2 separate regions of the Homo sapiens genome follow, and region 1 is linked to region 2. Evidence: read pairs that join two places in POLR2A ChIA-PET (ENCODE). Cell type or tissue: GM12878. All regions are shown on one strand.

What was found. Peaks named below come from ENCODE experiments on the same cell type or tissue, not always from the same donor. Only the 100,000 strongest peaks of a DNase experiment are listed, where the experiment ranks them.
Region 1: POLR2A ChIA-PET joins it to region 2 with 6 read pairs; 2 of 35 experiments call an interaction of 5 or more read pairs at or near these places.

The regions. Positions count from the first base shown.
Region 1 is chr20:44,101,541-44,104,040 of GRCh38, reverse strand. No RefSeq gene overlaps it. Among named protein-coding and RNA genes, the nearest start is that of JPH2, 84 kb to the left of the region's middle. In GM12878, no CTCF peak of the experiment used is centred here; no DNase peak of the experiment used is centred here.
Region 2 is chr20:43,491,051-43,493,550 of GRCh38, reverse strand. No RefSeq gene overlaps it. Among named protein-coding and RNA genes, the nearest start is that of L3MBTL1, 15 kb to the left of the region's middle. In GM12878, no CTCF peak of the experiment used is centred here; a DNase peak (open chromatin) is centred at 1,320.

The DNA of each region.
Region 1 (2,500 bases), 610 kb before region 2:
GTCCAAGATCAAGGCACCAACAGATGTGATATCTGGGGAGGGACTGCTTTCTGGCTCTCAGATGGCACCTTCGCTCTGTGTCCTCACATGGTGGAAGGGGCAAGGCAGCTCTCTGTGGCCCCTTTCATAAGGGCACTAATCCCATTAATGAGGGTGAAACCCTCATGACCTAAGCACTCCCAAAAGCCCCACCTCCTAATATTGTCACATTGGCAATGAGGCTTCAACATATGAGTTTGAGGGGGACAGCAGCATTCAAACCATAGCACCTGGATTCCCAGGTTGTTACACAGCTCATTAATGGCTCATAATTGGCACCACTATGTTGTAAAAACTATTTTTTCCTGATTTCAATAAGAGTGAAAAGATCTCAAGGTGGTAGAAGGTAAGTGGCAGTACTTAACTTTCACAGACAAGGTGAGTGCAAGTTCTGTATGGGCAACGTGAACCAATAGCAATCAGAAGGTTTGACATGCAGGGATTTTTACCAGGAGCTAATCAATCCTGGTATCCTTGGGGAGATGAAATAGCTGGACCATCTGCTAAAGTATTACTGGACAAACTGTAGGTTTGATAGGCAAAAGTCTAACTTGAGTCACTGCAAAAGAAAGCCACGGCTTCATACCTAGTTCCCAGACCTAAATAAATTCACAGACCCAGAGAGCCTTGACTACAGAGGATGGACCTCACAATGACACCTTTGTTAGAGGACAAAGGTGTTCTTTCAGTTTTTTGAGGAATCTTCAAGGTGTTTTCCAAAAGGCTGTACTTATTTACATTCCCACCAAGAGTACACAAGGGTTCCCATCTCTTCACATCTTCACCAACACTTGTCACTCATCTGTTTGGTAATAGCCATTCCAACAGGTGTGAGGTGAAATCTCATTATGGTTTTAATGTGCATTTTCCTAATGATTAGAGATGTTGAGTATTTTGTCATGTATCTGTTGGGCAATTGTATCTAATCTTTAGTGAAATGCCTGTTCAGAACCTTTGCTCATTTTTAATTGGGTTATTTGTTTTCCTGCAGTTGAGTTTTTGAATTCCTTATATACTTTGGATATCAGCCCCTTTTCAGATTTATAGTTTGCAAATATTTTCTCTCAATTCATGGATTGTTTCTTCAGTCTGATAATTATTTCCTTTGTTATGTAGCCTGGAAGTTATGTAACCTAGAAGAAATGGATGACTTCCTAGAAGCATGTGACCTACAAAGATTGAATCTTTATGGGAAGTTTAAACATTAGTAATTCAACCTCTTTACTTTTTATAGGTCTACTTAGGTTATCTATTTCTTCTTGAGTCAGTTTTGGTAGTTTGTGTCTTTCTAGGAATTTGTCCTCCTCCACTCTTCTAGTGGACTTCTAGAATACAGATGCGATCATGCAGCTCTGTTGCTTACCTATGCCTTTTTTGGCTCTATATTTTCTGCAGCATTAATCTCCAAAATCAGGGGCAAGCAGTGCAAGGAATGCACAATATTGAATGTGAAAATAGATATTATTAATTTCTACATATGTATTATTGAAAAACAAATATGTTTAATATATTGCTAATATATTGAGAGTCATAATTGTGAATAAGCTTTAAAGGTATACAATTTCTTTCTTTACACTTTTATTTTAGGTTCAGAGGTACACATGTAGATTTGTTATATAGGTAAATTGCATGTCATGGGGGTTTGGTGTAGAGGTCGTTTCATCCCCCGGGTAATAAGCATAGGACCTGATATGTAATTTTTTTATCCTTACCCTCCTCCCAACTTCCACCCTCAGGTAGGCCCCAGCAACTCTTGCCCCCTCCTTTGTGTTCATGTGTATTCAATATTTGGCTCTTACTGATAAGTAAGAACACATGGTATTTGGTTTTCTGTTCCTGTGTTAAGTCTACTTAGATTAATGGCCTCCAGCTCCATCCATGTTGCTGCAAAGAACATAATCTTGTTCTTTTTTTTGGCTGTGTAGTATTCCATGGCATATAGGTATCACATTTTCTTTATCCAGTCTACCACTGATGGGCATTTAAGTTGATTCCATGTCTTTGCTATTGTGGATAGTGCTGCAATGAACATATATGTGCATGTGTCTTTATGGTAGAATGATTTATATATATGCCTTTGGGTATGTATCCAATAATAGGATTGCTGGGTTGAATAGTACTTCTGTTTTAAGTTCTTTGACAAGTCGCCAAACTGCTTTCCACAATGGCTGAACTAATTTACATTCCCACCAGCAGTGTATAAGTATTCTCTTTTCTCTGCAACCTCTCCAGCATCTGTTATTTTTTGACTTTTTAATAATAACCATTCTGATTGGTGTGAAATGGTATCTCATTGTGGTTTTGATTTACATTTCTCTAGTGATTAGTAATGGTGAGCATTTTTTCATATGCTTGCTGGCCATGTGTATGTCTTCTTTTGAAAAATGTTCATATCTTTTGCCCACTTTTTAACGGGGTTGTTTTTTGCTTGTTAATTTGTTTAAGTTCCGTATAGTTTCTG
Region 2 (2,500 bases):
GGCACAACCATGGCTCACTGCAGCCTCAAACATCCAGACTCAAGCGATCCTCCCACCTCAGCCTCTTGAGTAGCTGGGACTACAGGCACATATCACCACACTTGGCTGATTTTTTCATTTTTTATAGACAGGATCTCGCCATATTGCCCAGGCTAGTCTTGAACTCCTGACCTCAAGTGAGCCTCCCGCCTTGGCCTCCCAAAATGCTTGGATTATAGGCATGAGACAGCACACCCTACCTAAAAATCGGTTTACATTTTAAAAAAAAGTTAAATAGGACATTTTGCTAAGGGTCCTGGGAAAGTCATGATCCTGCCTTGGTACCAGGATCCAGGAAAAAGAGTCCAGTTCTACAAAGCTTTTTATGTACTTTGTGCTTTTAATTCTTACCAGTCCCCTGAAGAAGGAAGCTCCATTTTAGAGGAAGAACTACAAGGTTCAGAGAGATCACCAGCCTTGGTCAGGGCCTTACAAAGTAGTATACAGCAAAGCCAGGTCTCAACTTTCTCCCTGCCCTCTTCTGCTGCCTCTGATCTACATGGGGTGTGTTTCCATCACTATCACACCCGCCCCTCTCCACCCTCACTATCTCAGCTGAAACCTCAGACCACTAGGGAGCAATGCAGGCAAGTTACCCTTAGGATTATAGCACATCGAAGGTTCTTCTCAAGGACTTCCAGAAACATGCACATCCTGGGTTAGCTGGTGTGAGGCATATCCCAGCAAAATACAGGTATTAAAAATGGCAAATACTGACCAGGCATGGTGGCTCACACCTGTAATCCCAGAACTTTGGGAGGCTGAGGTGGGGGCATCACCTGAGGTCGGGAGTTCGAGACCAACCTGGCCAACATGGTGAATCCCTGTCTCTACTAAAAGTACAAAAATTAGCCGGATGTGGTGGCAGGTGCCTGTAATCCCAGCTACTCAGGAGGCTGAGGCAGACGAATCACTTGAACCTGGAGGCAGAGGATGCAGTGAGCCGAGATCGTGCCACTGTACTCCAGCCTGCGCCACAGAGTGAAACTCTGTCTCATAAATAATAAATAAATAAATAAATTAATTAATTAAAAATGGCAAATATGGCTTCTGTAAGATCATTTTGGAGAGGGTTCAGGGAAGCAGAGCTTTGCTCTGGATTGAGTGTCGTCAGGAAGCAAAGGTACGAGTACTATGACGTGGAATCTTAATAATGTTTTTGCTAGAAGGCAGGAAATCTAGAGTAGAGATATACCTATAATTGGTAAAGACAGCTTGTGACTCATATCAGCCAGCCTAAGGGTATGTTTGGTCCTTTTGAGGTTTAGACATGTTCTTGGTTTTGTTTGTGCTCAGACATGATTGGGGAATAGACTTGCTTTTGTCTTGTTCCATTGTGGTCTTACAGCAGTCTTGTCCAATGTTGTTATTCTGTGAAAACATGTATGTTCCACAGAACACCAAGGCCTGGCAGTGACTGACAGGCCAGCTCCTGGTTTTCTCTTTCTTACAGTTTAGTGACATTAAAAAACAAAATTTCAACAAATTTAGTTTAAAGATGTGGCCAGGCGCAGTGGTTCATGCCTGTAATCCTAGCACTTGGGAGGTCACGGCAGGCAGATCACTTGAGAACAGGAGTTTGAGACCAGCCTGGCCAACATAGTGAAACCCTGTCTCTACTAAAAATACAAAAATTAGCCAGGGGTGGTGGTATATGCCTGTAGTCCCAGCTACTCGGGAGGCCGAGTCAGGAGAATCACTTAAGCCTGGGAGGTGAAGCTTGCAGTGAGCCAAGATTGTGCCACTGCACTTCAGCCTGGGTGACACAGCAAGACTGTCTTAAAAAAAAAAAAAAGAGGCCAGGCACGGTGGCTCACGCCTGTAATCCCAGCACTTTGGGAGGCCGAGGCGGGTGGATCACGAGGTCAGGAGATCGAGACCATCCTGGCTAACACGGTGAAACCCCGTCTCTACTAAAAATATAAAAAATTAGCTGGGCGTAGTGGCGGGCGCCTGTAGTCCCAGCTACTTGGGAGGCTGAGGCAGGAGAATGGCGCGAACCCCGGAGGCAGAGCTTGCAGCAAGCCGAGATTGCGCCACTGCATTCCAGCCTGGGTGACAGAGCCAGACTCCATCTCAAAAAAAAAAAAAAAAAAAAAGATCTAATTGGCTTTTATTAGTGAACCATAAATTGGGCAGTGTCTCCTCTAAAGATTTCATGTTCCATTGGGCATGACAGATCAGTTTTTATAAGATAGTTTGAGCAAAAACAAGGAAATAGCATAATACAAAAAGCAGATCAGTTACCTTCAGGTTACTTTTCTTATAAAGACTAAAGCATAGGGAATTTCCTTATTATGTAGACCAAAACTGGCCAGTTTAGGGATTTGGCTGTCATCTTTCTCTCCTGACTTCTCCGAAGATCAGAAAACCAGTTTAGTTGTTTGGTTTGGTGACAAATAACTTTAGCATCAATAACTTCATTTTGGTTTGATCTTTTCTGTTGGGGCCCATTGCAGAA